Regions from separate parts of the Homo sapiens genome. Here all the other regions are linked to region 1. Evidence: read pairs that join two places in POLR2A ChIA-PET (ENCODE). Cell type or tissue: PC-9. All regions are shown on one strand. Region 1 has its middle 56 kb from the start of GCLM. Region 2 overlaps ARHGAP29-AS1 (ARHGAP29 antisense RNA 1). Region 3 overlaps ABCA4 (ATP binding cassette subfamily A member 4).

Evidence for each region. Peaks named below come from ENCODE experiments on the same cell type or tissue, not always from the same donor. Only the 100,000 strongest peaks of a DNase experiment are listed, where the experiment ranks them.
Region 2: POLR2A ChIA-PET joins it to region 1 with 10 read pairs; 1 of 35 experiments calls an interaction of 5 or more read pairs at or near these places.
Region 3: POLR2A ChIA-PET joins it to region 1 with 7 read pairs; 2 of 35 experiments call an interaction of 5 or more read pairs at or near these places.

Annotation. Positions count from the first base shown.
Region 1 is chr1:93,963,200-93,967,199 of GRCh38, reverse strand. No RefSeq gene overlaps it. Among named protein-coding and RNA genes, the nearest start is that of GCLM, 56 kb to the right of the region's middle. In PC-9, a CTCF peak has its summit at 2,812; DNase peaks (open chromatin) are centred at 1,059, 2,189 and 3,379; H3K4me3 peaks cover 2,658 bases; H3K27ac peaks cover 4,000 bases.
Region 2 is chr1:94,299,673-94,303,672 of GRCh38, reverse strand. The region is part of intron 2 of ARHGAP29-AS1 (ARHGAP29 antisense RNA 1); the gene reads right to left. It also overlaps a transcript of ARHGAP29 not described here and the pseudogene GAPDHP29. Among named protein-coding and RNA genes, the nearest start is that of ARHGAP29-AS1, 54 kb to the right of the region's middle. In PC-9, no CTCF peak of the experiment used is centred here; DNase peaks (open chromatin) are centred at 2,282 and 3,292; H3K4me3 peaks cover 409 bases; H3K27ac peaks cover 2,736 bases.
Region 3 is chr1:94,099,693-94,103,692 of GRCh38, reverse strand. It overlaps ABCA4 (ATP binding cassette subfamily A member 4), which reads left to right. Exons shown (of 50, transcript NM_000350.3): 5 at 551-678. Among named protein-coding and RNA genes, the nearest start is that of ABCA4, 19 kb to the left of the region's middle. RefSeq lists an enhancer at 1,802-2,302. In PC-9, no CTCF peak of the experiment used is centred here; DNase peaks (open chromatin) are centred at 1,942 and 2,432; H3K27ac peaks cover 3,734 bases.

The DNA.
Region 1 (4,000 bases):
TTCCAAACAGAATACAAAACACAGAGGTTATAAAGGGAAATTTAGGCCTATTTGCCTAACTAAAATTTTGAAAATGTTTAAGAACAAAAGTTTCCACTAACAATGTCAAAGACAAACTGATACAAGTGTCTTCAGTATAGATAAATAGAAGGTTAATAATCATAATACATAAAAGGCTTCTACAAATTAAACTCTTTGAAGATGAAGGACAGGAGAGAAGAGAGTTTTATTTGAAAGAGTGGGCAGAGGCAAAGAAAGGGGAAAAGAACAGTGAGAGAGAGAATAGCCTCTTCCCATCCACTCGATCCCCAGGCTGATTTTGAGGCCACCTACAAGAGGCATTAGCAGCAGAAGCTGATGGGGACTACTCAGTCGAGAACTCATGAGATGCAGGATCTGAGCAGAGCAGACTGGGGACCCAGATGACAAAGGACACTGGCACACATTGAGCAGACTGTCCTCTCCCACCTCTGCCTGGACACCATCATCCCATCTATGCCAACCAAGGACTGGAGACTCAGGAGGCACCTGGAGACAGCACCTACGACGTGGACTTTGGTGTCTGGCTCCCATGAACTTCTCCAAGCTTCTGTGAGCAGCAGACACACAAGGGTGGGAGCAAACGTGGGAGAAGAGAAACAGAGAGGTTGCCATATGGACTACAAGCACCAGACAGGCTTATGGACACATGTAAGGCACCCTTTGGGGGACTTCTGGAAAGAACTGGGGGACACTTTGAGGGTCCTGAGGGCTTGTTTTTGCTTGGGTGAAAGATACTGCAACAGGAAATGTCTGGACCTACATATATATGCATTTCTTTTAAAGTTTGGAAGGATAATGGTTGGGAGGGACAGGACTGTAAGGGGAGGCAGGAAATTCCACTTTCTATTGTATAAAATTCTGGAATGTTTCTTTTTTATAAGGAATATACATGTACATAAAACTTTAGTAATAATAACTTACAATAAGATAGTCCCATTTAGAAAAAAATACACAGGATATGGCACTGGCTTTCAAGGATTGAGCTCTTCTCCTCACCGTTGCTGGTGACAACATGAGTCCACAATGACATCATCTAGTGCATGCCAATACCTGTGACAGGGAATAAAGCACAGAGCTGCAGGAGGCACAGGAGCTTCCCTGGGTCCAGTTTCCAGAACAGAATCATGACCAAGGTCAAAAGCTGGCTTGGTGGCCAGCGTGGAGTGCCAGGGTTACCTGTTAACCCTGGCATAGAGCCCCTGAACTTGTTCTGCCTCCAGAGCTCTTAGAAGTTTTTCTTAGAAGTTCTTCTTTTGTGGGCTGACACCATGGGATAAAAAGGGTTTCTCTCTCATAAATGCTTAGGTTACAGGAGAGAGATGGAACTGAAGTCTCACACCCTACTGCTCCCATGAAAATGTCCAGTGTCTCCACTGAGACATGTGTGACCTGGCCCTGCTTTCCTCTCCAGCCTCATGTCCCATCCCTTGTGACTCTCTGCAGAGGGCAATAATACAATTGGGAATAGAAGAATGAGCCAAGGGGCTGGTGTGGTGGGAGGGGATCCAGATTAGAGAGGTGACAGTTTGGGGAATAGTATGTGCCTGCTACAAGAGTCCTCCCTGAACACCCCTGGGTTAGACACCATCAGCTCTGCTCCTGGACCACCCAGGGTCATCTGTGGAAACATTACTACTTTGTGGAATGTTTGACTCGTTATATGTCTATAGCCCCTACCAGACTGTGCGCATTTTTGCCAGCATGGGCAGTAGCATTTGTCACAGTTGCCTCTGGTTCTGGGCAAAAGGTTCAATAAACAGTTGCTGAATGAGAAAGTTGCTGGTCTGGCCTAACCTTTCAGGCACTCTCATGTCAGGCACAGAGCATTCTGGGCTGGGCTCTCACTTGCTCACCTGTAAGCTCCACACAGTTCTAGGGTACAGATGGTGGCAAAACTCCAACAAATAGCCACACTGGCCCAAATATCTCTTCCTGGAAGAGAAACCTCAACACACAAAAAGAATTAAATGCCGACGGAGGTCACTGAGGCCGCAGACCCCTCACCCAGAGTTCTCAATGTGCTGATTCACCAGGAGCAAACAGGAGCCCTAAGGCCTGGCAGAGGAGAGGATGGTGCACCAGAAATGGGAGTTCTAGCTCTGACTCCACCCCAGAGCCTGTAAAGGTCTGGGTTTGGTGCTGGCTATGATCCTGGGAGTAGGAAGGTAAGAGAAAAGCTGGCCAATCTGAAAAGCACATAGGCTGGGCTACACCCAACCTTGACCTCAGCTCTGGAGACAGCCCAACCCAAATCCTCCCACCTAAAACAAACTCGCCTTGCATCATACATTCATATTGTGAGTCACAGGGCAAAAATCCCCTGAAGACCCTTGTGGTTGGTGCTTTTTACAAACAAGGATATCTATATTGGGCAGCTAGCTACCTTTCCTTTGACAGGAAAGAGACATGCCTCCCCACACCTCATTTCCCACAGTACAGATCTTGTCTGGACCTTATTTTTGCCAAGACCAGGCAATAACCAGCCCTGTGGTGCTGTGCTGTGTCACCAGCCTCAGCCTCCCTCCCCAACACTTGAACTCTGGAGGCAAACCCATGCCCCTTTCCTAAGATGCTGGAGTTGAGAGGCTGCCAACTATGTTATAAGGAAGATGGGAGCAATCTATTCCCACTGAGCTAACTGAGGTAGTGGGAAAGGAGAGGGTTTGTTGAGATTTTTCCTCTATTCTATTAAATGCACAGGCTTTGGCATCAGTCAGACCTGGGTTCAAGTCCCAGCTCCGCCACTTTCTAATTATTTGACTTTGGGCCAGTCACCAACCTCTCTGAATCTCGGTTTGAATCTATAGAGTGCAGATAGGACTAACATCCACCTTGAAGGGTTGCTATGAGGACTATGTGAAGCAATAACTGTCATACACGCAGCATGGCACCTGCATAGTGCACAGTAAGAGCTTAGCAAATGTTAACAACTGTTCACAGCCGGGAAATTTTGGGCCCAGAACAATAGGGCTTATGTTTTTTTTTTTTTAATTTCCCCATGAACCATTGTAATTGAGCTTATATCAAGACCAAATCCTAATCCCACACACAGAATTCATGTCTTGTCGTGTCACCCATCTACTACCCCATAGTTCCAGCTACTTTGGATTAAACAACTGAGAGCTCAGAAGTGTACAAATAAAAATCCACAAGCAAAGACTGGCCTGTCTCTGACCGTAATGGCAAATACAAAGCCCAAGAATCCCCACAGCTCAGATCTGCTGTTTCTTTCTGCCCTGGCAGTAAGCTCAGAAATCTGGCAGCTGAAATTCAAGTTACTCACTTTGAGCGTGCAATACCTCTGCCTCAGTGTTTTTGCTTATTCATGGTGAGAAGGGTTACTTTTTAACCTTATTTAAAAAAAAAAAAAATCTCTGCAGCCAGCAGTGGGAGGACTGAGTACCAGGAAGCTGGAAGCGCCTTCAGGACGCGTGATAATAGACGTCACCTGTTGGAGAGGCTGGTCCCGGGTCCCCCTGCCAGTTTTGGGCCAATAAACCCTACTGTTCTGTTTGGGTTGGCTTCGATTTCTGGCATTTTACAAATCTAAAGGATTCAGATGAGGCGGGCAATAGGGTGAGTAAAGACTACAACCCCAAATGTAAGTTAGGGTCCTTAGCCAAACTTTCCCTGACTTGGTTAACAAATAAGCCAGTGATTAAGCACATTCTATTCTGTAGCCCAGAGAGGATCCTCCCCATTACCCAGCCACATAAACTCTAGAATAGTAACTTCAGCCCCAATTCAACATCACTTTGTTTGTGTTTGCTGCATGTGGTGGATGGCAAGCCCACCTCCAACTCCAAAGCCACTGCTGGGACACCATCAGGACCCAGAGCAAAGGAAGGTGGGGCCCTGTTCTGTGGGACTGGCCCACAGGGATTGGTGTATGCCTGGCACTGTGCCTACCACTTTACCTGCATTTCTTCAGTTAATCCTTATAACAACCCCATGCCGC
Region 2 (4,000 bases), 340 kb before region 1:
CTTACTATGTATTCACTCACACTGCACTAAATACTTTACATCTGTGGTCTCATTTAACCCTTATGTCACTTCCTTAAAAATTGTGGTAAAATATACATAACATAAAATTTACCATTTTAACCATTTTTAAGTGTATAGTTCAGGGGGTTTTAAGTATATTCACACTGTTGTGCAACCATCACCACCGTCCATCTCCAGAACACTTTCATCTTGCAAATCTGGAACTCGGTACCCATTAAACACTAACTGCCCATTCACCCCACTCCCCAGCCCCTAGCACCACCATTTCACTTTCTGTCTCTATGAAGTTCACTTCTCTGGGCATTTCACATAAGTTGCATTATGCAGTATTTGTCCTTTTGTGACTAGCATATTTCACTTAGCATAATGTCCTCAAGGCTCATCCATGTTATATCATATGTCAGAATTTCCTTCCTTTTTTTTTGGCTGGGTACACGGGAATTTATTAATGTTATCTGACAAGGTCAGGCTCCCTAGGTCCTTCCCTTTTCAGGGTGTCTGATGTAGAAACAATGAGGAAGGTTGATTCTCAGTGTGGTGGAGGACTGTGTGGCAGGGACTTCCCAGCAACTAAAGGCTTCTCTCTTCCTCTCATGCTGTTGTTGGGGCTGGTGGTCTGGGGGCTCTTACTTCTTGGAAGCCATGTGGATCATAAAGGTTATCACTTTGTTGCTGTAGCCAAATTCATTGTCATACCCGGAAACGAGCCTGACAAAGAGGCCGTTGAGGGCAATGCCAGCCCCAGTGTTGAAGGTGGAAGAGTGGGTGTCACTGTTAAAGTTGGAGGAGACAGCCTGGTGCTCAGTGTGGCCCACGATGCCCCCGATGGCCCCCTCCGATGCCGCTTCACCACCTCCTTGATGTCATCATATTTGGCTGGTTTCTCCAGAGAGCAGGTCAGGTCCATGACTGACACATTGGCAGTGGGTACATGGAAGGCCACACCACTGAGCTTCCTGTTCGGCTTGGGGATGACCTTGCCCACAGCCTTGGCAGCACCAGTAGACACATGCAGGGATGATGTAATGGAGAGCCCCATGGCCATCACACCACAGTTTCCCAGAGGGGCCATGAGAGTCTTCTGGGTAGCAGTGATGGCATGGACTGTGATGCTGAGTCGCTTCATGATGCCAGAGTTATTATGGATGACCTTGGCCAGGAGGTTAGGCAGCTGGTGGTGCAGGAGGCATTGCTGATGATCTTGAGGTTTTTATACTTCTTATGGCTCATGCCCATCACGAACGTGGGGGCATCAGCAGAGGGGGCAGAGGTAATGACCCTTTTGGCTCCACCCTCTAAGTGAGCCCCAGCCTTCTCCATGGTAGTGAAGATGCCAGTGGACTCCATAACATAATCAGCACCAGCGTCACCCTGTGTGATTTTGGTGGGATCTCCCTCCTGGAAGATGGTGATGGGATTTCCATTTTCAGCCTTGATGGTGCAGTGGAACTTGCTGTGGGTGGAATCATACTGGAACCATGTGATTCCATGGTAGACCATGTAGTTGAGGTCATTGATGGTGATGATATCCACTTTGCCAGAGTTAAAAGCAGCCGTGGTGACCAGGTGCCCAGTATGGCCAAATCCATTTACTCTGGCCTTCACTTTCATCATGGTGTTTCAGGGACATAGCTGGTGCCTCACTAAAGACTGGGCCATCTGTTGATGGGAGGAGCTGAGAGGCTGAATTTCCTTCCTCTTTAAGGCTGAGTAATATTCTACTGAATATTTTACATCACTGTTTTATCATGAGAAAACTGGACTTAGAGGGGTTAACTTATCCAAAATTAGAGAGAGAGAGTAAGAGAAAGAGCTAGGATTTGGGCCAAAGCAATCTGATTCCACAGTGCAGCCTCATTTCCCTTGTATATCCTGATGCATGTAGGTTAAGGGCCTAGCACTGCACCTGGATCAGGATGGCTGTTGCAGAAAGGCATTCTATTGTTTTTGATTATCCAGCACCTCTTCCACAGCTTATCTGGGTAACACAACTCCTCTTTTCCTTGAGGAGCTCTGTCTATGACTGTACCCTCATCCCCCCTGGCCACCATACAAGGGGCAGAAAGCTGAACATATTGCCCAGGTCAAGAAATCAGAGCCTTCCTTCCCTCCCCATTGCAGTGACAGATTCAGGAACGGTCACATGGGTGCAATCAGAGTCCTTCCTGGTGCTATGAGGAGATTGTGAGTCAGGAGTTGTAGGTGTTCATTTTAAAAACTTAGCAGGGAGATGGCAAGAAAGGTGGAGTCCTGAGCAATATCTGAGCCGCTGGATCTAGACACGTCTGAAGCCAGTTGTCCCTATCAACTTCCCTACAACGTGATTCCCCGTTTTTGCTTTTAAGCTAATTGGAATTGCATGTCTGGAACTTGCAAGAGAAAGAAACTGACTAATTCACTAGATCAAAAGGCCCTCATGGGAATGAAAAGGAAAAAACTAACAAGAGGTATTGTGAAGCTGTGTGATGTGAAAAAGAGGAAAACATCGAGAGTCTTTCTGTGGTTCAGATACCTGGTAACCAAGAATACTGCTATTACTGAGAAGGTGGAAGAAGTTGCTACTTTGGGTAGAGTTAAACGAGAAAGTTTCTGGTACTCCCAGGAGTCCAGACTACTAGTTAGCTTCCAAAGGTAAAATGCCCAATGTCACTTATGTCTGCTAAGCACTTCATCCTCTTCAGAATCTCAAACTCGTTAGTGTGTCCAAGGTCTGATTGGGATAGGGCTTTTGGACTCTGATCTTTATCCCCAACCCTGCTCAGTAACCTGGTATGAATTCTCCTTCCAAATATAATTTATTCATTAATCTGCTCATTCATTAATTGAACACAGGCTTGCTGAGTGCTTATGTGTATAGAGGACCTATATGCCAGGTATTAAGCCTATATGCCATAGTACCTATATGCCAGGTATTATGCCAGGTGCTAAGAACACAGTGATGAGAAAATAAATATGGTCCCCTATCTTCAAGAAGTTTGTAATCTAGTGGAGAAATCAGACATAGGATGGATTATCACCCACATGAATATAATTAAAAATTGTATTACATTCTATGAAGATAATAGAGATTAGTAAGAGGTATATGGGGGGATCTAATTCAGGCGGAGGAGAGTAGGATGATTAAGGGATAGCTTCTCTGGGAAAATAACATTCAAGCTAAGGTCAGGTCAGATGAGGTCAGCACTAAAATGAAAAAGAAAGGTGGAAACCAGAGGTGTTATTCTCACCCAACCATAAGAAACAAGTGATTCACCCACCAGGAATGTGAGACGGAGAGGCTTGAAACTGGTTTCTTTAAAGTGGAGCTACTTAGGGCTCTTAGAGCAGGGACTGGCAAATCAATTAAGTATTGTAGGAACCTCACTGCCTGTTGCCCAGTCACCTCTCTGTGACTCTGCTCATGTATTCATCCATTCACTCATGCATTCAAGAAATAGTTAAGGAATATCCACAAGTGAAGGGCATTGTACTAAATGATGAGGCTTCAGGAGAAGCAAGACAGCCTCCAGCCCAGCTCTCAGCAAGAAGGAAGAAGTACAGGTGGGCCCGCCTTCAGACAGCTCCAAGAGATGCCTAAGCCTTTCCCTTAGGGAATCTGCTGCACACTGGCATATGTGCATGTTTCATAAGACTTCTATCTCTGGGCCCCAATGCCTAACAGACTGGTACACTTTTTTTCTTTCATAATTCACAGAGTTAAATCTAGTTCTCCCAGTAGAGGCAAAGGTCCTCTCTACACATAAAGCTAAGAAAGAGATCACATGTGACAACATGGCAGGCTGACACCAAACACAGCGTGGCTGCCCAGTCCCTCCAGATAAACATAAGGAAAGGTCATCCAAACACAGGAAGACAGCCGCCCCCTTCCCTTTTCCTTTACCCCCTCCCCTTCCTCCCTCTGGCTCCCTTATCCCCAGAGGGTGGACCCAGCCTTTCCCAAAGTTTATTCTAAGAGCTCCAGGCTCCCACAGTGGAACGT
Region 3 (4,000 bases), 140 kb before region 1:
AGCTGCGGTGTGGGAAGAGCACGTGTCTCCTCCAATCCTAGACCAGAGTTTCTCAGCCTCAGCATCACTGACACTTGGGGCTAGATAATCCTTTGTGTGGGGGAGGGAGGAGTGTCTTGGGCCTTGCAGGATGTTTAGCAGCATCTCTGGCCTCTACCCACCAGCACCTCCCCAGTTGTGACACCCAGAAATGTCTTTAGATCTTGCCAAATATTTCCAGGAGGATGAAATTCCCCTGTTTCAGTTCCCCAGCCCCACCTCAATGAGAAGCACTGTCCTAGACCAACCCCACAAAGCATCTGACACCCCCATCCAGCCCTGGCTAACTTTTTCCACCTTCTTACTAAATTGGGCCCAGCTGCTTCAGCAGTCAATGTGTTGGGGGCAGCCCACTGGCAAGAGCCTCACCTCTAGGGGCTCCCAGAGACCCCAAGAACAGAACCTTCCTCTGAGAGTTGAGTTACAAGTGTTTCCAATCGACTCTGGCTGTTTTCCTTTTTTTGACCCATTTCCCCTTCAACACCCTGTTCTTTCTCTTATTCATATGTAGGAAGAGGAATACGAATAAGGGATATCTTGAAAGATGAAGAAACACTGACACTATTTCTCATTAAAAACATCGGCCTGTCTGACTCAGTGGTCTACCTTCTGATCAACTCTCAAGTCCGTCCAGAGCAGGTAGGGGGATGTCACTGGCCAGTGGTCCCTGGAGGGGAGGGAAGCACCCAGCCTGAGAAAGGCAAGAAATATATTGGCTTTTTTCTTCTTTCTTCCTTGTGTTCACATTCAGAATCCATCACTTAATGCCTTGTATTTAGAAAAAAACCGGGGGATCACTTGAGATCGTGATCATTTTCAACATAGGATTCGAAGCTGTACACATCCTGGTGACCTTAAAACATCTCAGGTTTTTATAACTGGAAGGAACCTTAGAGATCATGGGGCACAACCTTCTCTTTATAGATGAGGAAACAGAAATCTATTCATTTATTACTCAAATATTTAGGGACAGTTGTAGGTACTAGAACACAGTGTGAACCAGACAGGCAAAACCCCAGGCCAGGGAGCTTCCATTCCAGTGGGGCCACAGGCGATGCTCAGGTAAGCAGAGACTCCGCTGTGTGACTTCTGGCTGTGATGGGTGCTGCAAGGAAAATCCGGTAGAGTCGAGGGTTAGAGAGGGACGGAGGGGCAGGTTTAAGGGGGATGCTCAGGAAGGCCTTCCTGAGGAGGTGGTATTTGAGCAGAGTTGTCTGTCAGCCACACAGTAAGTGAGAGGGGAGTTCCGGGCTTGGAAGCTGCCAGCACAGTGCTGGCAAGTGCTGGGGTGGCGTCCCGAGGCTACAGAACCTGAGATGCTGCAGAAGAGCCCACTTCTGCTTTCCTGGACCACTTCCTTCTCAGCACCAGGCAAACTCCTTCTTCTATCCCCTGGCACATTTCTGACCTGTGTATACGCCCCCAATTTATCTAACCCCTTTAAATAATCTCCTCTATTTATGCAGAGCATTCTTACCACTAACTCACGACTTGCACATCCCTTAGCTCCCTTACTCCTCACAACAATCCTGAGATGGGTCAGAGAAGGAGGCTTGCGCGTCTGGTGATGGGGTGATTTGTGCACAGTTACAGGGCTAGAAATTGTCAGAGCCAGATGGAATCCAGGTCCTCTCAATCCTAATCCAGTGTTTCTTACTTCAGTCCTGTGGCTCTCAAAGCCCAGAGACCAGCAGCATCAGCGATGCCTGGGAGCTTGTTAGGAATGCAAATTATCAGGGCCCACTCCAGGTGAACTGGGTCCAAAGCCCTGGGATAAGGCCTAGCAATCTGTGCTTCACAAGCCCTCCAGGTGATTCCGCAGGCTCAGGTGTGAGAGCTGCAGCTGTCCTCTGGGCCTTCTGGGCTCCCCGCCCAGCTTCTTCAGTGTGATGAACACAGCGAGAATGCTAGATCTGCAGCAGCTGATATCCCAGACACCCTCCCGACTCCCTCCTGGCTGGGTCTGATCCTCCTCCAGACTCCAGGAGAGAACGAGACATAAACAGAACTTCAGAGCCTGTGTTAACCCTGAGATCAAGGTCTGCACAGGGTGCTGTCTGAGTCCAGAGGAGTGAGGGACCCCACCCCACCTGGTCAGCACCAGCTCCTGGAAGCAGGTTCTCACACTGGTTCCCTGCACAATGAAGGAGCTCATACCTGCTTTTCTGGCTTCTCAGACCCTGAGGTTTTCACCGAAACTAGACAAGGGGAACCTAGGGTCAGCCTGGAGGCAGGGTGAGCTTGGCGCCTGCAGTGCCCAGGCCCTGGGTGGTGCGGCTCCGGCCAGGCCCTGTTTAGCTTCCTCTCCCACCCCCACAGAGGGGGTGCTGTCGGCACCGATTGCTCATTTTCCCCTTTGCTTTCTCTTCAGCTCGTAAAACTCAAGTCCTGACAATGCCTTGATGACTTCCAGTTGGTAATAAAAGGGAGATGAAGATAAGGACAGGAATTTCGGGGAAATTTCTTTCCAGTTCCTTACTAATGTGACATTTAGATCTCTAGTACTGTGCTTCTGGCATCAGTGCCAAGGCCTTTCATGTTGGAGAATGGAGGCCGGGGTCACCAGGTTGTGCCTTTATTTCATGTTGCTGGCTCTGATGAGCTGATGCTCTGCTGATTAGCAAACGCTGAGCCATCTGCGCTTCGCAGAGGCACGTTCCAGCCAACCCGGCCCTCCCTGCCCACTTCCCAGGATGCTTTGCCTTGTGGGCTCACCTGTCTTCTAGCTCCTGATCTGTATCTCCACCTCCATCCAGTTCCGGGGCTCCTTATCAGCACTGTTCCCAGAACTGTCCATCACGATGGCAACGTTCTCTCTGGGCGCTGTCCAACATGGGAGCTCGCCTCTGTGTTGTCACTCATGCTCATTGAACATGGATTTGTGTCCTTTACCATCAGGACTGGATACCCCTCCTGGTCCTTTCTGCCTGGGGTCTTAGCACAGCTCAGAAGGAACCTCACCATTCCCTCTCTCCATCTAGGGAATTAGAAGATGACAGGGGCACAGTTCTCTGGCTCACCCCCAGCCCAGTAAACTCCTGGACATGCTTCAAGGCCCAGCTCAGATGTTGCCTCCTCAGTGAAATAATTTATAAACCCACCCTTCTTTGTCCTGCCTTCTCCCTCTTCCCTACTCACTGGAGAGTTAACAGGTGATGGTTAAGCTCTGGGTTCAAATCTCACAAGGCCACACACTTAGCTATGTGACTTCAGGCAAGTTAATTAACCACTCTGTGCCTCTCGTTTCCTCATTTGTAAAATGGAAATAGTAAAAGTGCCTACCAGCATGGCAGTTGAAGTTAAAAGAAATAATATATGTGAACACTTGGAAGGGCGCCTGACACATAGTAAACTCTCAGTAAATACTAGCTGCTTTTAGTGGCTATTCTTAACACACCCTCTTCAGTGCTCTGGTTTCACTATGTTTTATGGGTCCCTGAGATCGAAAGTGTCCACACCGACTCATGGTCAGCTGTAACCTGTGCCTCGTGTGGGGACCAGGCTGCCATGTGTAGTCTGGACAGTGTAGGAGGTGGCAGAGCTCAGGCCTGTTCTGCCCTCCAGCCCAGAGAGCCACGTCGTTAGATGTCATGGGAGACTGTGGTGCCCCGGGAATCTCACGAATTTGCCCACGGTACTCAGTGTCTGTCCAATGCTATGGGAGTCCAGGACTCTAGGAGCCAGTTAAGGTGCTGGGTGGCCACAGGTCCCTGGCCAAGGTCCAGGCCTCTCCCCTGCCACCTGATCCTCGAGAGGCCATCACGAGGGTTGTACTTCAAGAACCACTATCCTTGAGCTACCTAGGAGCTGCAGAATGTGCACTCTGCAGGGCTTAGGGCCTGCAGACAAGATAGATGCAGGGTGTCTAGTTAAATTCGAACTTCAGATAAACAACAAATAATTTTTTCAAATAATTGTGTTCTATTCGGTCCCTATTTGGGACATATTTGTACTAAAAAGT